Linked DNA regions of Homo sapiens: regions 1 and 2 are each linked to region 3. The links are chromatin loops, found by intact Hi-C in ENCODE. Cell type or tissue: heart left ventricle. All regions are shown on one strand.

Region 1 (8,000 bases), 99 kb after region 3:
TAGGCTGGTCTCAAACTCCTGACCTCAAGTGATCTGCCCGCCTCGGCCTCCCAAAGTGCTGGGATTACAGGTGTGAGCCACCACGCCCGGCTTTGGGAGGCATTCTTGACCTTTCCCTTATTCTCAGATCGTTTCGATCTCTGGGTCCAACCCATATGCCTAGAGTGGACGTGCACAGATGGCTCTGCCAGAACAACCCTTCTCCACTTCTTCCAGGAACTCTCAGTGTGATGGTGATAGAGAGCTTCCAACAAAGACCCCAGTGCCTGGCCGGGGAGCACAAACTCCCAAGGCCAAGAGTGCCCCTGGGATTTTAAAACCAAAGCTGGGAGGGAAAAGCTGTTTCCTTCCTCTTGGTTGGTGACTGTGAAGATGGCTCCTGCCCTGTGATGATGTACCACTTCTAATCCCTGAGGTCCCTGAAATTGTGCTGGTTTCTGCAGCATTTCATTCCTTTTGCAACCTTCTCTAGGAATCTTCCAATTAGCTCCCCTTTTAACTTAAGATAGTTTGAGTGAGGTTTCTGTTAACTTGCAGCCAAGAGTCCTGACTAGTACCTCCTAAACATTTCCAGCCTCTGTCTTCTACAACTCTACCACCAGTGCCCTAGTTCAGGTCCTCATCAACTGTCACCTGGACTCGTGTAACAGCCTAATGGGTTGCCTGTCTCTAGACCTGCCCCTTGCATCCAGCATCCATGGTATAGTAACTAGAGTGATCCAATCACCTCCCCGCTGCTGGACTCTTCAGTGACTCCCCATCACTAAGGGCAAAATCTAAATTCCTTAATGGGACACACCCAACTGTCTATAATCAGTCTTCCTCTCCAGCCAAGCAACTGTCACTCCTTGCCTCCTATTTTATGCTGTGACTATACAGAACTACACACACACACACACACACACACACACACACACACACACACCATGCTGAACTGATTTTGAAAACCTGAAAAAATTAAAGTGGTTTTCTTTGGGCTCACTTTTAGGCATCAGAGTCGTCACACCTCTATCTACATTTTATTATATCAATAATCCTAGATAGGCTGTTGTGAGATATCTGGTGCTAGTGTACTTGGCATACATGGCAGGAAGTAACCAGAAGAGAGACTCACAGACTATAACAAAAAGTTCTGATCACCCACCCATCTTTGCAGACTGAGCACCAGCACCAACTCTTCTATAAAGTATTCTCACCCGAAAGAGGAGACTGCTCCCTTCCCCCTCCTGGCACCACCACAGTCCTCTGTGGAAGCTTCTAGCATGGCATGTGAGCTCCTGTTCCTTAAAGATAGGGCCACATCCCACTCACCTCTGGATCCCCAAGCCCTGCAAAGTGCTCAGTATGTATTAGACACATAAATGCTCATGGGATGATGCGTGCATTTTAAGCGACGCAGAACAATGAAAGACATCTTTCTGATTTAAAAAACAAAAAAGCACATTGGGTGTAAGGTTAGGAGATTTGGTTTTCTCACATTGAATGAGCTGAGAATACCTGAAAACACAAAAGATGTTTAATACCTCTTACTCATTGTATAGTTAATAAACTAATTTTGTACAAATTTTTTAAATGGGAGATGTCTAGAAATAAAGAAAATTTCCAACAGAGAGAGAATGGCACAAGCAACCAAAACAAATTGGAAAACTGGACTTCATCAAAATTAAAACACCACTTGCTTCAGAGAACAACATGAAGAAAGTGAAAAGACAATCACAAAATGGGAGAGAAAATCTTACAATTCATATATCTGATAAGGGTGGGGGTGTTTGGGGGTGTGTGTGTATACAAAATATATAAAGAACTATCACCACTCAATAAAAAGACAGTCCATTTTAAAAATGGGCAAATAATTTGAGTAGGTATTTCTCTAAGATATACAAGTGGCCAAGAAGCACATGAAAAGATGTTCAATATCATTAGTGATTAGGGAAATGCAAATCAAAATCATGAGACACCACTTCACATTCATTAGGATGGCTACTACGAAAAACACAATCATGGAAAAGTGTTGCCAAGGACTTGGAGAAATTGGAACCCTCAAATGTTGCTGAGAACAAAAAAGGTGCACCTTCACACAAAAGCACTTTGGAAAACAGTTGGGCATTTCCTCAAAAAGTTAAATACAGAGTTACCATATAACCCAGCAATTCCACTCCTAGGTGTATACCCAAAAGAAATGAAAACCTGTGTCCACTAGAAAATTTATATGCAAATGTTCACAGCAGTATGATTCATAATAACCAAAAAGTGGAAACCACCACAATGTCCATCAACTGATGAAGAAATAAGCAAAATGTAGTATTATCCACACAACAGAATACTACTCAGCAATAAAAAGGAATGAAGTTCTGATACATGCTGCAACATAGAAAAAAGCCAGACACAAAAGGTCACATATTTTTATGATTCCATTTACATGGCATGTCCAGAACAGGTAAATCCAAAGAGATAGAAAGTAGATGAGTGGCTTCTAGAGGTGAGAGAGACAGAGGGGAGAATGGAGAGTGGGTATGAGATTTCTTTTTGGGGTGATGAAAGTGTCCTGGAATTAGTCAGAAGTGATGGGTGTACAACTCTGTGAGAATACTAAAAATCATTGAGTTCTACACTTTAAAAGGGTAAACTTTATGGTATATGAATTATATCTCAATAAAGCTGTTATTATTTAAAATGGTCAAAGTCATATAGCAACACCTCCGTGCAGAGGCCTGGTTGAATCACTCTGCTTGCTACAAGATAACCTGTTGTAAAAACACACAATCTGTTCAAATGAGGAAATAATTTATTTTCCTACCAATAAATCCCTACAGTGACCAACCATAAAACCAAATCCAAAATAAAAAAGAGGAAAGAACAAAAAAGCACGCAATTTGCAATTTGCTGGCAGGTACAGAATGGAATTAACCAAAGACTGCACAAAGAAAAATGGTTATCAGAACTGCTTCTCTTTGATTACACAGATTTAATAAGTCAAAGTCCTTTTTCCTCACGAAAAAATGTGCCAGCTTCTTTATTAGCACAGAGCAAGGAAAAACAAGCATTCTCTTCTATAACCAAATTAACATCCCGCAGAAGGTCTGTTTGTACTTGGCAGTCATGAACCTTTCATCTCAGAGTGCTGCTAAATTAAACAAGTCTCTGCTGTATTGAACATGATGAGCCAGACACCCTGGCAGGCTCCTTGGCTTCATGAGTTGATGATGAAGAGCATTAGAAATAGAGGATGGTGAAAATAATGCTGGGGGTGCTCATAAAGTAGCGTTATCTTCATTCTGTTCAGCATTTCCATGGTCTACAATGTCAACATTCTAAGAACTTTCGAGCATTCTAACACCACCTTTCCCTGTCCGAGGGAAGAAAGCATGGATTTTGGAGCCAGAGAGATCCGTATTCAAGTCACAGTTTTGTTTTGTTTTTAACCTACTAGCTGCATGCCCAAGTCCTGATTTCACAATCTCATTGAGCCCTTCTGCTCTTTAAAACTGGGGTAATTACATCTATCCTCACAGAACTGTTGTGAAAACAAAATGAGGTAATGCACACAAAAGACATTGCACAAGGCTCAATGTACATTCCCACCATAAAATTCCGCACTGCTCTCAACTCTTCAAAGAACACACTCATTTGAGAGTTTATATCACAGTATAAGTAACAGTCACCGGCCATCCTTCTTCTATCCAAGGACATCTAATCAATCAAAAGATCCTACAAAGATTTCGTATTACATAAATTATTCCCCTCCATCCATTTCCACCTCCCAAAGACCTGAAGGTAACAAAGCCATGAATTAAGTCTTTTAAATATATTAAATCAGGGCATGGCACAAAGCATTCATTCACCTAAGAGGTATTTAAAAGCACTGAACTGAGAGACACACCAAGAGAAACACTTACTATTAGAGGGAAATGCATATTTTGCAGTGCAATAATTGGCAACCTTTCCATAAAGATTGATGCAATCTGATTGTAATTCCCAAGTGTCAGTAATCAGTTCTTAAGGTAAAAGAAAAAGGAAGTGGGATGGTTTCAAGTACTCCAGAAAAGATGTAGGAGGATATCCTTTCACACTGACAGCAATTAATGTTTGAGTGATAGCTGCTAGAACAATCAGACTGAAGAACTTTGTTACATTAGAGCAGACTGAAGTATATTTAAAATAAAACTTACTGAGTTTAACATACACAAACACTTAATCTTCACCTTGAACTAGGCGTCCTCTCTGAGCAAACTGAAGAAGGAAAAGCTTGCATGAAATTCTAATATTTGCCACTGCCTAACTATGATAAGGGAGGAACTGATGGTTTTCAGCCATATTCCCACATTGGACATCTATTTAAAGAGAGTAGCCTAGACTCTGCAGCAATACAGTCAGACTCCCTCTCCTCAACTCAAGATAAATTTCCAGCATGCCGCAACACTAAACAAAGTGCCCAGAGTTAGGAAGGAAGGAAATTTCTCAAGGGGGATAGGACATTCAGAGGTTCAGTACATATCCTTAACCTAGAGAGTTTCACTGACTATTGAGCTCATCATGGAACTTATGGCCCAAAGCTACTGTTCTCTCCTCCCCTTTCCAAACTCTACTCTTAAGACTTTGAGATGAGAATACTCTTGGGAGAGACCAATTCAGCTGCAGATACTACAGAAGTAAGCCCCGAGTGTTGGCTTTGCTAGGGATCTATTCTCTGTACTGCATACAAGTACTTCAATTTTTTTTTCCTAGGGTTAGAGTTTAATACAATTCCATCTGAATATTCTACTGCTACAAATTCTGTATATGAAGACAAAATTTTTCTCCTCTGCCCAACTTTCCAATCAAACGACTACTTCCCCTGCCAGTCTAAACTTTAAGCTTTGTGCCTAAAATAGGAAGAAACTGTTGCAGATGCACAAAATCCAAGTCATTAAAGATGCTGAAAAATTCTTAAAACTTTCTGTTTAAGTACAATGTAAAAATTATTACAAATGCAGCTAAGAGGATAAATAAATAATAAAGCCTTAATTTTAATTAAGACTTCTGTTTAACTACTGCTAGTAATTCCTTGCTTTCCAGGAGTATTTTTAGAATCAGGGCTTTAAAGCATGCAATTAAATAAATTAAGTCATCAGTAAAATGAAAACTACCGTATAAGCAAATTCCTGCATTGCCACATAAAAGAGATTGAAGAAACCAGAAATTTGGTTATTTTAGAAAACAAATACAAGATTATACCATCAGCCACAAAAAGATATGAGAGTTTTAAAGTCTAAAAAAACTTCATTAATTTAGACTCTACTATTGAAGACTCAATTATTTCAAGTCTGCCTACATTTAATTTTGGATTATTTATTAAGAAAGGGGATGCTAAGCAAACTAAAGTGCAAATAAAAATTGCTAGGGGATTATTTAATCAATTTAAGACGTTATACATGCAAATAACTGCTGCTCAAATACTGATTAAAACTAGCTCATGAACTCTTTGGAATCCCATATTCCAACAGAAACAAAGTATATGGAAAGAGAGGCAAAAACACTACTTGAATCTATTAATTATTCTATCTTCTTTGTTTAGTTTGGCTGTGAAAAATTGGTTAGGAGTCAGAAAGGCTTAAAAGACAGGATACTGGACAAAGATTTATTATACATTCTTCTCAAAGGCTGGCAATCAATTTCTCTGCTTCTATTTTTAATGAAATGCGGAGCCACACTTAAAATATAGCTCAATTTATCTCCATTATAATTAAAAATATATTTTGGGACATCCATTTTAGCTTTGTCTTCAAATAACATAACTATGAAAAACTTTCCCATGTCTATACTATGAAACATAAATATGATTATTTAACAAGATCTAGTTTCCTACCTAGTTTAGATACTTACTTTTCCCTTGACAACAACAAAAACACACAAACAAAAAAGCAGAGTTGGAAAATAAATGGGATACAGGCCAATTCAACATTTCAAACAAAATGTCACACAATGTTATGGTAGCAAGTATCACTATAATTGTCTATGTTTAGATTTAGGTACGTATAAAAATCACAGATGCTAGTTTTCTTATCCAAATTAAAATTTAAGGCCCTTCTCATTTCCAACCTAATTCTAACAATGACAATATTTACCAACCATTCATTCCTTCAAACACAATGTGGGTGTTTGCCATGTGCATGCCAGGTATTATATTAGGTGCTGGATGTAAACCAGTGAATAAAATACCAGTTGTACTACTTGGTCCCTGGTCTTGGTGGTATATGGTCAACAATGTTAACTTGGAGTGAAAAGAAAAGCATCAATATTAAAGTATTAAAGGCATTCTATATTATTAAATGCTGTATTTTCCTTTTCGCTTTTTTTTTTTTTTTTTTGAGATGGAATTTCACTCTTATTGCCCAGGCTGGAGTGCAGTGGTGCGATCTCGGCTCACTGCAACCTCCACCTCCCGGATTCAAGTGATTCTCCTGCCTCAGCCTCCCAAGTAGCTGGGATTACAGGCGCCCGCCACCACACCTGGCTAATTTTTTGTATTTTTAGTAGAGACAGGGTTCCACCATGTTGGCCAGGCTGGTCTCAAACTCCCGACTTCTGGTGATCCACTCATCTCAGCCACCCAAAGTGCTGGGATTACAGGCGTGGGCCACCACACCTGGCCAGAAGATGTATTTTCTATCTGAAGAAAAAAGGTGACTTTTAATTGGCTTTTTTTTCTTTAAGAGATGAGATCTTGCTATATTGTCAAGGCTGGTCTCCAACTCCAGGCTCAAATAATCATCTCACCTCACTCTCCTGAGTAGCTGGGATTATAACCATGCCTTGCTAATTTTTTCTTATTTTAATTTTAAATATTTTTTGTAGAGACAGGGTCTCACTATATTGCCTACGCTGGCTCTCTGATTTTCTTGTTTGAAATAGCTCCTGATAGTTAATTGGCTTTTTATTAAGTTAAAGAACAAACCATAGGTCAATGACAAAGTTGGTATATGCTTCATATGAAACCTTCCTCAAGTAAATCTTATTTGATTAAAATAAAATCTAAGGCAAATATAAAATTAAAGATCACACTCATATCAGAAACTGTTAAAATCCTTTAGACAGAAGAGATTCAACATCAGTAAACATAGGTTTACATATGAATGCACAGTCACATAATCCACATAACTCAATAATATCATCACCCAAGTTTGTAAGTCATATTCTATATGCTATTCCACAATTGATATCTACGTTTGAGGCATGTTAAGAAATTGGTCTCTAAAGCTTCTTTATTTATCTTTTTAATTTTTTTCAAGACAGAGTCTCACTCTGTCACCCCGGCTGGAGTGCAGTGGCATGATCTTGGCTCACTGAGACCTCCACGTCCTAGCCTCAAGTGATCCTCCTGCCTCAGCCTCCTGAACACCTGGGACTACAGGTGTGAGCCACCATGCCCAGCTAATTTTGCATGTTTTGCAGAGATGGGATTTCACTATGTTATTGTGCAGGCCAGTCTTGAACTCCTGAGCTCAAGCAGTTTACCTGCCTCAGCCTCCCAAAGTGCTGGGATCACAGTTGTGAGATACCGTGCCTAGTCTTAAAGCTTCTTGAAACTGCACTATAAGTGAATAAAAAACAAAGGGAGAGTTCTCTATGGAGGAAAACTTTCAGTATTTGAAATAGTAACAGTCAGTTGACCTATAGTTTAAAAATATTTATAATGAGTTAACGAAGGCAATAGACTGAAAAACAAAGAACTCAACATACTTCAACACTCTCATCACATTTAAAGTCCAAGAGTATTTCATCTATGCATGAGAACCACAGGTATCTTCTCAATAAGAAAACTCTTCACGTTAGTAAGAATATCAAATTGGAGGTCTTTGAAAACCTAAAAGGTATATTCCAATTAGAAACCTTGTTATCTCAAAAAAATACTATTTTTTGTCTCCTACTGGATTGCCAAAGATTAAAAAGATTAACAGGTTACATACAAAAGAAGGTGGTACAAGATGGCGGAACAAGACTCTCCAGTACTCGTCCCAGGG
Region 2 (8,000 bases), 190 kb after region 3:
GGCTTTGGGAACCAAGGGAAAAGTGACAGTCCATTCCCTCCACCCCGGTTACTTGTCTGCGGTCCAGCTAGCCATTCTCCCATCCACTGGATGAAGGTCCTACAGAAATCAAGGTCCGGGGCTGCCACCAAGCCTTCTGGCTTCTCCAAGGAGCTCCTGGGGCTCATGGCTTGCTGTCCACAGTCCCTGCCTGCCTCCCACCAGTCCTCCATTCTGCTGCCAAAACCACCCAACGAACCCTCAAATGCAACTGTCTCACAAACCCGCATTATGGACCCTGCTTGGCTCTCCTCCACAGACTGGAGGCCCACAGATGGGTTTTTGCTTGTCCTGCATTGAGATTTTTAAAAATCTGGAAGTTGCCCAGGTTCCCTTGAAACACCAGTTGGCTGGAGCTAGTGCAAGGCCTCCTTAGGCAGGTACTTAGGGAACAGTCCTCACCATTCCCTATCGTCTCACATCCAGCCTCATTCCCTCATGAAATGCAGTGTTTGGTGCCTGCATACTTTTGAGTTTCCCCCCTCTAGTCTCCAGGCAAAGGCTATTGTAGCATGGCAGGGAGGGAAGGAAGAAGGAAAGAAGTGTAGAGGAAGGAAGGAAGGAAGGGAGGGAGGGAGGGAGGGAGGGAGGGAGGCAGGCAGGCAGGCAGGCCGGCCGGCCCCAGCTCTGCTGGTGAATGCAGAGGGGCTCAAGCAGTGGTCTTCCCTGCCAGGACCTACGTGCATGCTCTGCAGAGCAGGCTGGGAGACGCCTCTGTCGGGAACTGCCATTGCACTGCTGTGGCTCTGGGAGCAGCAAACTGCCTGGGGGCTGTTCTCTGATTTCCAAACCACGGCAGGGAAGAGCACTGTGAGCGTGCGGGGGTGGAGGGTGGAGAGAGACAAGAAAGCAGGAGCAGAGGGAAGTGGAAGGGGCAGAGGCGTGCTGCTTAGCAACCGCGGAAGAAAATTTAGAGAAGTGACAGGACCATTTCTCCCTGTGCCTGAAAGGGAGGATTAAAAAGAAAGAAACAAAAAACTCGTCACACGCCTACACTTGCTCATCTTGTTGTGGCGGCTCTCGGAGTGTTGGCTGGAATTCACAGGGCTCCTCTGCAAGGGAGGGCCATTGTGGAGGATGCCTGGCCAGCCACGTGTGATGTGGGAAAAGCTACAAAAAACTACGTCCTCAATAGCTCAAGGGGGACCATCTTTGTGGCCCCTCAAGGGGAGGGAGTGAAGCCTTGCAAGAAAGATGTAAGGACACAACCTCACCTGTCTCATCTTTTCTCTCTCTCACTTCTTCCTCCTAAGTCTACCAACATCTAGAGAGAAAGGTGTCGGAGTCCTGTTCTCCATCTTTCTCCCAGAACCTCACGAACAGCCCCAACCCCATTCCTTCCTCCCCACCGAGAATTCTCTGTTGCTTTTCTTTCTTAATTTGATTTTCTCTGGCTCAGAATCGAGATCAAAAGAGGAAATTCTTTCCAGCCTTTTAGGAATAATTCCCAGAATCTCCCCCTGGAAATGCATACGTAATTACCATAATTATTTTTAAAGAAATCTTTCGTGTTCTCTTACCCGCTTCTTTTCCATCTCTCCTGCAGGCTTGGGGAGGAGGGGAGAGAGAGGAAGCTTCAAGAGTGTCTTTGTGGTTGCTGGTTGACCAGTATAAACGGTATTTACACATTTAGAGTGGCAGACTCACCAGTACGTGAGAGAATTGTCGATGATGCAGGCAACTTACATGAAATGTACCCCTCCAGCATTCAACGCAGCAGAATCACCTAGTAGAAGTTATTCTCTTTCTAATTTGTTTTCAGTTGTTTTAATTTCATCGAGTCTCAAGTTGGTGCTAGCCTAGGTCATTAACACCTCCCGGACACTTGCTAACCTTGCCTTTTTTTTTTTTCCCGGACGGAGTCTTGCTCTGTCACCCAGGCTGGAGTGCAGTGGCATCATCTCGGCTCACTGCAACCTCCGCCTCCTGGATTCAAGCGATTCTCCTGCCTCAGCCTCCCAAGTAGCTGGGATTACAGGCACCCCCAACTTTGGCCAATTAATTTTGGTATTTTTAGTAGAGACAGGGTTTCACCATGTTGGCCAGGCTGGTCTTGAACTCCTGACCTCAGGTGATCCACCCATCTCAGCCTCCCAAAGTACTGGGATTACAGGTATGAGCCACCATGCCTGGCCTAATCTTGCCTTTTAGCAACCATGACAGCACCAGTCTTCAGGCTTACAGCGAGCGAGAGCAACCAGCTATCTTTTAATCATAGTATTGCTTTTGGTTGTATTTATTTTCTACAGACCATGAGAGGGGCTTTTTGTTATGGCTGGTTCTTTTTAGAGGAAAGACAAATAATGAATCAGTAATAATTGAGTTGGAACAAGGATACAGTGCCTCATGGCAGAGGCCTGAAAAAGAGCCCAGATTTCCAGCTCCTATTCAGCGAAGTGGGTTCCCCAGGTGGCAGGCTGCAGATCAAGCTTGGGGAAGGTTCTGGTCTGAGGTCAGTGGGTCCAGCTGGTCAGCAGATGGCAACGAGGGAACTTTGGATGAGAGTTGTTGTCGGAGCCCGCCGGCCTGGTTTTGCAGCCTGCTTGAAGCCCGTCTCTTCCCTGGGATGACAGAAGCCAGTTCATCAGTGTTCACCGTGGGACACGAGGCTGAGGAGAGTGGGTGGCTGCTGAAGTCACCTTTGCTTCTGGCGGCCAAACCTGATTTTGCTCTGGGCGATCATTGTTCACTACTCTCAGATCTGGGTTTGAGCAGACTGGACCCACCTCGGGCCATCCGCGCTTGTCTTCGTTGCTTTGGGTACGGTGATGGGTTCTAGATGGGTAGTGAGATGCAAAGAGGCTTTTTCTGGGAATGCTGGGGCTGGATCTTTCCCACTGGCTTTGAACCCAAGAAGGGGAGATGCCAGAACCCCTGTATCCCCTATGAGGAGGGCGCTCACAGCAGATAATGGAGCCGAGAAACCCAATCCTGATGGTATCGGTTCCATCCTGGATCCAGCTGTGCCCGAAGCTAGGCTCTACCCTTGGCCGCCTTTGGAGCTACCCACCAAGCCAATAAATTCCCCTTTCATGTAATCCAGTGAGGATCAGTGTTTCGGTTGCTTGCAACCACAAGCGTCTTAACTGATGAAATGGCTCATTGCAAATCCTTGGCCACTGAGAGAGAAAGAACTCAAAGGGCAGGTACTGCGGACATGGGTGAGGGACGTAGTCGCTATACCCATACACCAGCATAGGAAAAGCTGTCATTGTCACAGGAAGCTCCAACATTTAGATGATCATGTATCAGGCACAGGCCAAGGGCCTGGCATGCAATGGTTTATTTAATCCTACGTTGGTTTATTTTGATCACCATTTTAAAGATTAGAAAACTGAGGCTCAGAGACCTTCTGTGGACCTCAGTGGCAGAGCTGGGTTGGGTTCCTTGACACTGTGTCGTCCCAGCCACCCTTCTGTAGTAAGCAAGTAGGTGGCTCACTGGCAAATACAAAACTCAGACACTGTGTGATGGGAAGGGGGACAAAGGGGACAGAGAGGTGTGGTTGTCAGGAGACACACAATGATACTTGTGTCCCAGGTGATGTGAACGCCACCCCCAGGAGCTGTGTGTACCCAGCCTGGATGGCTGTCCACAAGCCCTGCAGAGAGGGAATCAAACTGCTTTTACTCCTGATTGAAGATGGAAAGGCAGAAAAGGCCCTGGCTTTAGATCAGAACACATTAGCACTAAAAAGCTGTGTGATTTGGGGAAAATCATTTCATCTTTCCAAGCCCCACTGCTTTTCCCAACTGGGAAATGGGGAGACCCCGGCCCTTGACTCACTCACCTCACTGAGCTCCTGGAGCATCAGATGTGAAAGGTGATTTGCAGGATAAAAAGAGGGGCTACGGGATGGAGGGGATCAATCCCTTGACTTGCCAGCGGTGAAAGAGCAGGTGTAGACAGATAGATGTAAATCAATGACCTATGCGTCCTCCTCCCCCGCCGGGGGCTGGGAAGGGGCAGTCCAAGGGGTGACCCGAAAGGAACCCTTCTGTCCCCGAAGCAGAGAGAGATAACTGTGAAGCCAGAGAAGCGAGTGCTGCTACAGGCGCTTGGGAGTTTATTTTTACCCTGTTATCTCTATCCTGAAATGTCAGGCTTAGAGCCGCCTCTCTCTCTCTCTGTCTCTCCAGCCCCCACCCCAATGTGGCAACGCAGCCTGGAAACAGGCACCCTCTCCTCCTCTGCTTCCTCTGCCTTTCCATGAGAGTCACAGTGCTATGGTGACAGGAGGCATGGAAACACTGAAATAGAGAAGGGGGAGGCGAGACCATTTATTTGGGTCCTGGAACAGGCTTACTTCCTCCTAGAAACTGAAGGTGCAGAGGAGGCCCTCAGTGTTGTTGGGTGCCTATTGCAATGTTTCTATCATATAGGCTCTTTATGCAGCAAGGAAACCCCACTTACATTGGCTTATATAATAAAGAGCATTTAACTGGTGGAGGCCACTAAAACCTCCAGCAATAGGCCTGGCTTCAGGCGAGGCTCGATCCTGGGGCTCAATGGCTTCACAAGGACACAGCGTTCTCCATCTCTCGCTCTACCTTCTGTGGTGTTGGCTTCATCCTCAGGCACCATGCGATGCTCCCCCACAGCCCCTAACAGTTCCAGAATCTTCCCCATGGTCACAAATGCCTGCAGTGGTTCTAAACTTTGCATCTTTATACTGATGGCTCCCATGCAAAAGAGAGAAAGCTTTTTTTTTTCTTTCTTTCTTTTTTTTTTTTTTGCCAGAAGGCTCTAGACGATGTCTTCTTGAGTTTCACTGGCTCTGACTGGGTTCTGTGCCCATCCCAGAGCCAGTCACTTTGGTGTGGAGATAGGAAGTGAAAAATATTTCTGACTAGCTTGAGCCAAATCCTATTCCCAAGAACAGGAAAGCAGTGGCTTCCTGAAGGGCATTGTCCCCAAAAGGAAAGAAATATGCTGAGCCACAAGCAGCGACCTGTTATATGGTTTATTCATTTTGCAGTTTCATCCTCTCCTACCCAGGAAAGCCTCTGAGGTTAGAAGTGACTGTTCTTTTTTTTTTTTTTTTGGAGACAGAGTCTTACTCTTATCTCCCAGGCTAGAGTACAGTGACGAGATCTCAGCTCACTGCAACCTCCACCTCCTGTGTTCAAGTGATTCTCGTGCCTCAACCTCCCGAGTAGCTGGGACTACAGGCACATGCTACCACGCCTGGCTAATTTTTTGTATTTTAGTAGAGACAGGGTTTCACCATGTTGCCCAAGGTGGTCTTGAACTGAGCTCAGGCAATCTGCCTGCCTCAGCCTCCCAAAGTGCTAGGACTATAGGTGTGAGCCCCCATGACCGGCCTTTTTTTTTTTTTTTTTTTTTTTTTTTTTTTTTTTTTTTGAAACAGAGTCTCACTCTGTCACTCAGGCTGGAGTGCAGTGGCATGAACATGGCTCACTGCAGCCTCAACCTCCCAGGCTTAAGAAACAGGCCAATATTAATTTATTATCATTTTTCTTCCTTCTCCTTGTTCCTCCTCCTCCTTCTTCTCCTGTCTTCTGTCTTCCTTCTTCCCTCTTCCTCTTCTTCCTCTTCCTCCTTCACCTTCTCTTTCCCCTTCTTCTTCGAGACAGGGTCTTATTCTGTGGCCCAGGCTGGAATGCAATGGTGTGATCATAGCTCACTGCAGCCTCAAACTCCTGGGTTCAAGTGATCCTTCTGCCTCGGCCTCCTGAGTAGCTGGAACTACAGGTGTGCAACTTCATGCCCAGCTAATTTTTAAAAATTTTTGTAGAGGGTCTTGCTATGTTGCCCATGCTGGTCTTGAACTCTTGACCTCAAGAGATTCTCCTGCCTCCCAAAGTGTTGGGATTATAGGCATGAGCCACTGTGCCTGGCCAATTTCTTTTCTTTCCATCTGTAGGTTTACCTGGGGCTCTAAGTTCTAAGAATCCCAGGTCTGTTACTCCCAAAATTTCACTGAGGCCACAGATCTACCCCGAGGTAGATCAATAAGTTCAGGTTGAAGTGTCATGTTTTCACCTGCCAAAGGCTTCCTCTGCATTCAAAATAAAATTCGCACTCTACACCTGGCCTGCCTACGACTCACCCCCTTGCTGAGTTGTAGCCACACTCATTTCTTGTTATTTATTAAGCCAACCTGCTGCACGCCTCAGAGGCTTCTACTTCCTGTTTCCCTGTGTCTAGAATGCTCTTCCTTTAAATCTTTGCACAGCTGCTACTCAAATGTCACGCTCTCTGAGAGGTCTCTGACAAGTCTAGCATGTAAAACCACTTGAAATTATTGTGTTTGTTGATGGTTTGAGTATCTCCCTCCTTTCTCTAGACGGTAAGCTCCATGAGGCAAGCATCATGCTTGTCTTACTCACCTGGTTCCTGGTTCTGTGTCTAGCACAACGTAGGTACTCAAATGTTTGTTGAATAAATGAATGAAAATTCTTTTTTTTTTTTTTTTTTTTGAGATAGGGTCTTGCTCTGTCACACAGGCTGGAGCGCAGTGGTGCAAACATGACTCACTGCAACCTCCGCCTCCTGGGCTCAAGCTATCCCCCTATCTCAGCCTTCCAAGTAGCTGGGACTATAGGCACATGCCACCATACCCAGCTATTTTTTTTTTTTTGGTACAGATAGAGTCTCACTGTGTTACCCAGGCTGGTTTGAACCCCTGGGCTCAAGTAATCCTCTTGCTTCAGCCTCCCAAAGTGTTAAGATTAAAGGCATGAGCCGCCACGCCTAGCTGAAAATTCTTTTCTGAATGTCCTTGTAAACTTTTTCAGGGCAGGGCAATTTCTTACATTTTTCTTGGCTTTTACTTGGTGCCTACAAAACACTGGGCATAAAAGAGACAAAATACAATAGTATTTTTTCAAATAAACTAAAGCTCTCTGCTGAAGGGATTGGCTCAAAGTTGCCCAATAAACTAAAGCTCTCTGCTGAAGGGATTGGCTCAAAGTTGCCCTCACATTAGTACAGAAAGATACTACATGATGCTAACTGCTTCTTTGAGAATTTTCTTTCCAAAGCCATTGCATGTGAACATTTGAGATGCCCCCCATGTCTGCGTGAAACTGCAGAGGGGAACGTGGGGCCATCTTTCTATCCTGGTCTCTGAGTGTGGTGATAGAGCCACCATATACAGGCAAACGTCTGAAAATGATGTCATGGGATGATGCTCTTGTTTACTCCTTTACCCAAATGAGGTAGAATGAGAAGAGTGTCTTTTTATCTGTCACGCTGTCCACTGCAAACCCGAAAGTCAAGGTCACAACCCTAATGTGCTGATCACGCAGGTGGAACCCTCATTTGTGGGCCGAACTCTCCCTGAGACCTATCAGCCTGTGACAGTCCTCAAGACAATCAGGTGAGAGTGTGGATGGCCCCACGCGGCTAATAGAAACTCAAAAGCACACCTTCTACAGAGAGCCGTCGGTTGTCCCTGTACTCAACAGAAAACACACCACTGGGGGCATCTCAAGTATGCCTAGTCTTCATCCATTCTCTGCCTACCCAACCAGGCCTATCCCTCTCTTAGACTCTCACATGGCCCCTTGACCTTTGTCTCACGAGCTCTCCATCATTTGTCATGCTATCTTTATGTAGGTGATTATTTCATTAATATCCATCTTCCCCATTGGACTCCAAACTACTCAAGGGCAAGGCGCAATCTCTTTTGCTCACTGCTGTATTTTGTCACCCAGTCCTGTGCCTAACACATGGACCATGCATCATAAATACTTTTTGAATGGAAGAATGGATGAATGGAAGAAAGAAGGGAGGCTAAATGTTTTCTCTGTCAGGTATCACCTCACCACCACCTTGTCCCTTTCATCAAGGTGTCTCCTGTGCCCACAGTAGTATCTGGCATAGAGTAGAGGGGCCACAGATATTGACAGAAATGAATGAATGGACACTGATCTTTGCCTTCTCAGAGAAGCCTGGTTACCTTCTTTTTTTTTTTCTTTGTTGTTGTTGTTGTT
Region 3 (8,000 bases):
TTGGTAAAGTGATTTATTTAATCTCGATGTATTTCCAGGTTGGATTATTCATAATATTTCAGACAAATGTTCATTTTCTTCTCAAAGCTACTATAGACACATCCCAGTACAGTATGTTAATTTACTGCATTGCTGGCTGGGCCATCTACCATAAGCTTTCATGTACTTCATCTCGGCTATTAGCCAGTCTGTGGCAGAACTGGAAATGTGGCCCCCCAAGTCTGTAACTCCTCCCCACTCCGTTGACACTCCTGGTTGAGCCACACAATGACAGGAGCCCAGGTCCCCAGGTCACTTCTTGGAGGACAGCTGCCTGGGATAGTTGTCCTGCCCACACTGGACTGCGTTTTGAGCAAGAAATGCACTTTGAATGGTTAAAACACTGCGATTGAGGGTTGTCTGTTAGGGCAGTTTTAGTCAAAGTAATTAACACACAACTTGGTTTTCTTTCTGTAGTATCTTATTTTTCACCATTAGAGAGTCCTTTATATCAAATATCATTTTTTCCTCTTAAAATCCATTTGCTACCATTTGCCTGTGATAAATATGGAACATAACTAGCTAGTAGCATTAGAATTATGATTCATTTATCTCAATAATGACCCACATTAAAACACTTATCTGAATTAAATCATCTCAATTTATTTGATTTTTCCTGAAAATTCATAATTATCAACTCTTCAGTTGTCATGTCAGAGTGGTTTGTAATACTCTTCTTAGCTGTAGATCCAGAAATTGAAAGCTCATGTATGTTGAGTGTAATCAGAGAATGTTTGAAGCCGTTTGTAGACAAGTTAAAAGTTGAGATTTCCTGTTGCTGCTTTGACAAAAGAAACTAGTCTAAGGAGAATTTTCTATTTTGAATTTGTTCAGGGGAATTCATGACATTTATTGCTGTTCTCTCCTAGAGAAGAAAATAATTAAATTCTCCAACCACATATACTGGCTGGTGTCTATCAAAAAGCTTATATAAGCATCAACAAAGCTGTGAGATGATATGCTTTATTATCCACACAATTCTCTGCACTGTGATGACAACTCTTCACAGGTGGTCAGCAGTTAGAACTTTTTCCTCTTTTAAATTTTCAAAAGGTATTGCTAAATTTTCTTGTTAAGGCATCCCGTCAATTCTTGAATCCTACAGCGTTTGCTAATAAAGGCTGTTTTCCCCTCATAATAATTTCAGCCAACTAGCACTGTCAACAATTACAAGATTCTAAAACATCCCAATATAAGGAAGCAAGCAAGCAACTACTTGAGAAGCAGAGTAGCCTTCCAAGCCCTGAGAGTGGACACGTATCAGACATATAGAGCCCAAGCTTGTGTCTATGTGATTAAAAAGTTAAATGAACCCAAATTTATCCCTCCTTCATTACCCAGAAACTTATAATTCAGACATTTGAAAAAATTCTAAAGGTTGCTTTTTCAAACAACCCAAAAACAAGTTTTCCAAAAATGAGTAGAAAACCACTGTTGATATAAAATATGATAAATATTTTTAATAAGTGTCCTTTAAAACATGAAGTATAAACTATTAGGGATTATTAATAGTCATTTATATATTTGTCTCTTTTGACAAAACAGCACAAATCTAATTAGACTCCAGGGTATTTTAGAGTAAAACATTAACCAAAAGTATTTGAACAACTGCTGCCATCTCAATTAACTTCCATGGATTCATGTAAACGATGCAGGACCCAATATTTAAAAGCAGATAAAGTAACCAGGAGCTTGTCCCAAAGTTAAATTCTACAAATCTGATGAGCTAAACACTGTTGTTCATCTGCAGGCAGGATCAGTGACATACTGAATTTTGGGAGTTCAATTTTGCAAAGAGAACCGAGTTATTTTTATATGACTCCAAATTTTAAAAGTGCCTTTCTATAATTTTTATTTTTTCCATTCTAATTAAATCCAGATCTAATCCTTTCAATGTCACTAACTTTGAAGCAGCAAATCGTCCTTAATGTCTACATACATTATTTTAGCCTCAACCCTATCTATTAGATGAGTAGAATCTATTAAATGAGGAGAAATATTTAGTCTGTTGAGATATAAAGCAAAACCCAGTTCAGTGCAACTACAGTGAGACATTAATTTTATCATCCAGTTATTTCTGTGGAGTGTTTTAAATATAAAGTTTCTCTCCTCTACCTCTTTATATCAACGAATTTAACAAAACAATAAGATATATAACACTTCTATTTTGTAAACATATGCAGGATTTTAAAATTTAAATTTAAACAGAAGGAAAAAGAAATACGAAAAAAGCAAGAAGAGAGATGAGAAACTGGCATTAACAAGGCATCTTAATAAAATCACTATGAAGTAGGTATTGTTTCTCCTCATTGTACAAATGAGGAAGTTAAGGCTCAGAGGAGTAAGCTTGTCCAGGATCACAGACCCGGTAAATGGTGCATGTAGGATTTGAACTCAAGTATTTCTCACTCCAGGGTCTATGCTGTTTTGCCATTATACTATTACACCTGTATAAATCGAAAGCATAGTCAGAATTGTTAGGGAAAGAATCTGTACTTTATGTAACCATCACAACTCTATTTTGTGGTTCCTGTTGATGATTCTCTTACTCTGTTTTTATATTTTTAATCCTTGCTTTCTATGTGCCTTAATCCCATTGCTGTTGTGACATCTTTTTATTTCTCCTATTCTGTTTTCCTCTACTTTCCTAGTTTCTCAAGTACGCAAAAATGTTTTAAATTTATGGTATTATTAGGAGCTTGACACTTGAACTTGACTTAAATGATAGATAATTCTCAAACTTTTAAGAAATTAATGATTTAAGAAATTTAAGTTCCCTTCAATGAGTCTCCAGAAATGCATCCTAAAAATTCCACTGGTATCGATTTTTATAAAAACCGGCAGTAAGACATGCCGTGCACAAGCAGAGGCAACTCCATTGTTTGGTTCCTAGCAACAGCTATTTATACTTCATTGTGTGTCATTTATTTCGACCTAGGAGTTTTTCCTGCCCATACCCAAGAGTAGTTCAACTCCAGCAAGTCTAACTCTTGTTTCTTCTTCTTATCTTTTAGAAGAAGCTCAAAGCACTACTTAGACCAATTAACTCTACATTTACTCTCTGGGTCTCTATAAGACGGGCAAGAGCGAGCGGGAGGCAAGGGGGTGGCTGCTGGCAGCAGCTGAAAGCAGAGGCTGAAAAAGGGGGATTGTGGGTTTTTGCTTTCCAAAGATGACTAGGAAACCAATTTTCAAATTAAACAAGCATTGAGAAGAGTGACCCTCATGTCTCAAATTCAGGAAAACTTATTCTCTGTAGACCCTGAATTTCTTAAACACTGGCTACAGGAAGGCAAGCTGTGTACCAGTCTTGCCATGCTTCTGTATGCCAGGACAGAGGACAGCAATGTCCACATGTTTGGCTATTTCCTTAAATCAATCAGTGAGGTGCCTGTGCAGTGTTTACTAACAATAATAATCGACAGTATTTATTCTCAAGCTTATTCTTTGCTTTGTTACAAAACAAAATCAAGCTATGCAATGTGCTTTTTAAAACAAAAAACGATGCAATGCGCATTACAACCAATTAACCTATCACTGTAGGATTTAAAAGCTAGCTACCTTCCTGGTTTTAAACAGTAAAAATCATAAGCATCTTAACTGAAAAAATGAATTTTCCTGGAATTATGTGTTTGGAAACCTAAAAGAAGCAGTGTTCTCACTAACATAAAAAAGGAAATGGCCTCTCCGAAAAGACAGAGGGAAGAGAAAAAAAGGAAGAAAATATACAAAATGAACCTGGGAAGATTTTACCAAAATGAGGACTGGCTGTACAAGTCCCCTTACTGCATGAATTACTGCAAAAGCCCTACAGTTCCATCAGCTAATGAATCTTTAGTAACAGCTACCCAGAACAGCATTAAGCTTTCATTTCAAAGAACTTAGAATGTGTAAGGTACATGAGTGAACAGAGAGAGCAGACACATAGCATGGTAACAGACAGACACGCTCAGCTGGCTGACCAGAATATGAATTTGGCAGTTTTGCCCCTGTCCACAGACAGACTGACCTTCCTTGAGACTTTTCTGGTTGCTCCCCTCAAGGCATTCCTTTTCTTTTAATGGTTCAAAATCCCCAGCAGTTAAAATCTCTGGGAAGCCCTGTTGCTGCTTCTTGGAGCTATCGATCATGGTGAGAGGCTTCTGAAGACAGGCAGCATCAAGCAGGAGAAAAGCTTAATTTGCAGAAGAGCGAAGTGCGGTGCGCAGAACACTCTGGTCCCTGGGTCCCTGGTTGCTCCCCACAATACCCCAATCACTGGCCAATTATGTCTTTAAGCAGCTGAAGGCAGCCATTACCCTTTAGTTCCCAGCTTGACCTGCAAATACACTCATGCCGCTGGAAGCCCTTAACTCTCTCCCACATCGGGAGGCAGAGCCACACAGGCACGATTCTAAAATCCCACCCCTTTTCCCAGCCAGCCCCCTTTCCCTTGCCATTCCAGCTTCCCCCGCGCTGGGGACTTCAGTCTGCAGTTTGATGGTCCGAATCATCTGACAAACACTGAGTCAAGCAGTTAAAAATAAATCTTCTAGTTGTTAAAAGAGAAGACTTTGCTGATACCTAAGAAGACAAATTGCTGCCTGTGGTCTCTCTCCCGCTCTCTATAAACACAGCCACAGGCTATGGAAATACTTTATATTGACCAGACAAGCACATCAATTACTCATTAAGTTCTCCAGCTACACAAACGGCAGTCTAGGGCATCTGAAGGAAGCGGCTCTTATCTCAGCAGAGGCACACACTGAATAAACATGCTACCAGCATATGTGAATGAAGACAGAGTCATTTCACCACCAAAGTTCTTTTGTGGTGTGCTTTGTGTTGCATGTGCCTCTTCCTGGCAAAGCTGATGCTCTTTGTAATAGGGAAATGTACTGCAATTGCAGCTTTCTTCCTTTGGCAATTCAGACCCAAGCAGCAGTTTTTCTTAGTGCCACTAGTTGGCTGGGAGAGTTAACATTGCCATGATTTTTTTTAAGGAAAATTCTCCCCCCATGCATTAAAAGCGGCAACACTGACAGCTTCTATTTCATAACAGAGTAAACCAATGACCAGCCTAAGTTTAATTTTACATGAGCTATCAAGGATGGGCACCTCTCCTGCAAGTCACAGGCTGCTGTTCACTGCATATAGGGACACTGCTGGAAGGAAATCTCTAGATACAGGAATTCCAGGCAAATGTGGAGATAAGCCAGTCTCCAAATACTCCAGATATATACCTCTGTAGCCAAAATAATCTGATTTTTAAAAATGGTTCAAAGTGTGTTCCTTTGCAAAGAGTTCCCATAAAACCCATCAGAGGTTATAAGAGCAGTAGACTGTGAATACTGTTTCATGAGGTTCTGTTTTGTCCTTTTTTTTTTTTCAAAATAACTTCTAGCAGAGTGCTTGGAATATTAGGTGTTCTCAATAAACATCTGTAGCATGGTTGAGTGAATGAATTAAAGCAGAAGACAGTGCATCAGGAAAACTTCCTTTAATAATACCCAGAATTCTAAAGAAGTCCTGGGTCAATAACTAAGAGCCACTAATTTTAGATGAGCAACTAAATAAGTTCTCTAAAGGAAGCACATTTTCTCTTCAAAAGAAAATATACAGACACATTTTAATCATGCACCTGATGAGACCCTCCTCTGGGATAAAGGCTTACATTTTTACAGACAGAAAAATCAATATTCTTTCCACCACTTAAACACAGGTGGGTCTGGATGAAGTATTCTGTCCTTTGTGCCTGGTTCCAAGGCTGGTGTGCACTAAACCCATATTGTTCTAGAAAGATTGCTATCTATCCTTTTTCAGCATCTCACAGGACATGCTTCTTGTCAACTGAAATTCCTTCTGAAGCAATTTAAGTCCATCCTCGGCAGTCCAAACCTCTGCAGGAACAAATAGTGACAAGCTTATCACACTCTCAAAAATGCCCTCAAACGTTCTGTTACTATCTCTGACCCTAACGCCTACATTCTTCTGAAGAAACTACTCATGCACTTTTAAAGGAGTAATAAAAATAACCATAGCTCTTTGAGGACATTCTTTAGGTTGGTCACTTAATTAGCTGTTTTGCAAGGTTTATCTAATTTAACCCTCCACAATTGGCGTGGTCGCTATGATTGTGTATGCTATAGACATTTTACACGCCAAGACTCAAGTCACAAAGCTTCTAAGTAGCAGGTATGGAATTTAACCAAAGTCTTAGTTCTCTAAAGCCCAAGTCTGTCTATGGCCTTGCCCTGCCTTCTGTCTTCTAGAATATGCTCCAGCTCCAGGCTTTAATTTCATCCTGAGACAGGCTTAATAGCAGAAGCCATGACTTTGATGGCCCCCTGGTAATTCTACTCCTGGTGAGAGGAAAGAAAGCTAACATAATCATACTAAAATGATTTTATGAAAGCATTTTAACTACTCATGAAATAATAATAGCAGCCAACTTTATTTAGTGATTACTGTATGCTATCCTACTGCAAGACTTGTGAGTTCAACATTATTTTCCTGATCTACACATGGGAAAATGGAGGCTTAAAAAAATCAGTGGTGGGTCACGCCTATAATCCCAGCACTTTGGTAGGCCGAGGTGGGCGAATGACTTGAGGTCAGGAGTTTGAGACCAGCCTGGCCAACATGGCAAACCCCATCTCTACTAAAGATACAAAAATTAGCTGGGCATGGTAGCACATACCTATAATCCCAGCTGCTCGGGAGGCTGAGGCAAGACAATCGCTTGAACCCGGGAGGCAGAGGTTACAGTGAGCTGAGATTGTGCCACTGCACTCCAGCCTGGGCCACAGAGTGAGACTCCATCTCAAAAAAAAAAAAAAAAAATCAAATACTTTGTCAGAGGTGGCATATCTCATAAGTGGTGGCCAGGATTCCAAAGCACGCAGCTTGGCTCCGGGGCCTACATGCTTAATTACTTTGCAAAAAGAACAACGAAAACAATAAATGCCAACTTTTTTTTTTTTTTTTTTTTTTAAATTTCAGGATGTTGCTTTTAAATCCTGAAAAATGCCCAACTGTTTTTAGGTCACAATCCTATAAATCTCAGTAGATGCACAACTACACCAGCCACTTTAAAATTCTTTACCATATCTGTGTGTGTATGTATCTTCAGTGTGTGTTAAATGTGTTTTTAAAAAGCTATCTCTTAAGAAACCTCTGCATGCTTATTTTTGTATCTAATAGATCTCAAAATCCCAATAAGAAAACACATTATTCTGCTGTAGGTTTATATCAAAAGTTGTGTCTTTGTAGTTCTCAAAGAAAGTAATTTCTCTAGTGGTGAATGTGCCTGAAAGAACATTTATTAAAAAAATTTTTTGAAATAATTTCAAATTTACAGAGCATTTCCCCCAGAATCATCTCTGAATAGGTTCTAACATGATACTTCTTTACCCTAAGTGTTCAGGTGTGTAATTCCTACAAACAAGGATATTCTCCTACAGAACCAAAATATAATAATCAATATCAAGATGATATTGATGACTGCTTAGTCGGTATAGATATATCAAATTAACATTGATAAGAAAAAAAACAAACACATAAAAAGAGGAAACAAGTTAACATTGATATATCTGCATTCAAGTTCCACCAATTGTCCCAACAATATCCTGTATAGTAAAAGGATCCAAACCAGGATCACATATGACATTGAGTTCTTGAATTATTAAGTCTCTTTAGTTTTTGTCCATCTCTAACATTCTCTCAGTCTTTCTTCACTTATCTTTCCTTGAATTTTGATGATTACAGGCCAGTTATTTTATAGTATTATCCTCAATTTGAGTCTGTCTGTTCTGTCCTTAGGATTAGGTTCTGGTGATACATTTTCAACAGGAATACCCCAGAAATAATGATGCAATCTTTGCATCCTATCAGGTAATACACAAATTCAAGTATATTAATTGTCTCAAAACTGATGATGTATATTTTGACACCTTGGTACTGGCCAGATTTCTCCATGGCGA

What was found. Peaks named below come from ENCODE experiments on the same cell type or tissue, not always from the same donor. Only the 100,000 strongest peaks of a DNase experiment are listed, where the experiment ranks them.
Region 1: a loop joins it to region 3, with 3 times the contacts of the local background. A loop is called at or near these places in 50 of 110 quality-filtered maps.
Region 2: a loop joins it to region 3, with 4 times the contacts of the local background. A loop is called at or near these places in 17 of 110 quality-filtered maps.

What each region holds. Positions count from the first base shown.
Region 1 is chr16:14,083,805-14,091,804 of GRCh38, reverse strand. All of the region lies in intron 2 of MRTFB (myocardin related transcription factor B), which reads right to left. Among named protein-coding and RNA genes, the nearest start is that of MRTFB, 16 kb to the right of the region's middle. In heart left ventricle, no CTCF peak of the experiment used is centred here; no DNase peak of the experiment used is centred here.
Region 2 is chr16:13,996,275-14,004,274 of GRCh38, reverse strand. It overlaps a transcript of MRTFB not described here. Among named protein-coding and RNA genes, the nearest start is that of LINC02185, 16 kb to the left of the region's middle. In heart left ventricle, a CTCF peak has its summit at 767; DNase peaks (open chromatin) are centred at 804 and 4,092; H3K4me3 peaks cover 740 bases; H3K27ac peaks cover 4,380 bases.
Region 3 is chr16:14,183,084-14,191,083 of GRCh38, reverse strand. The region is part of intron 3 of MRTFB (myocardin related transcription factor B); the gene reads right to left. Among named protein-coding and RNA genes, the nearest start is that of TRT-CGT2-1, 99 kb to the left of the region's middle. In heart left ventricle, a CTCF peak has its summit at 4,966; no DNase peak of the experiment used is centred here; H3K4me3 peaks cover 5,315 bases; H3K27ac peaks cover 3,104 bases.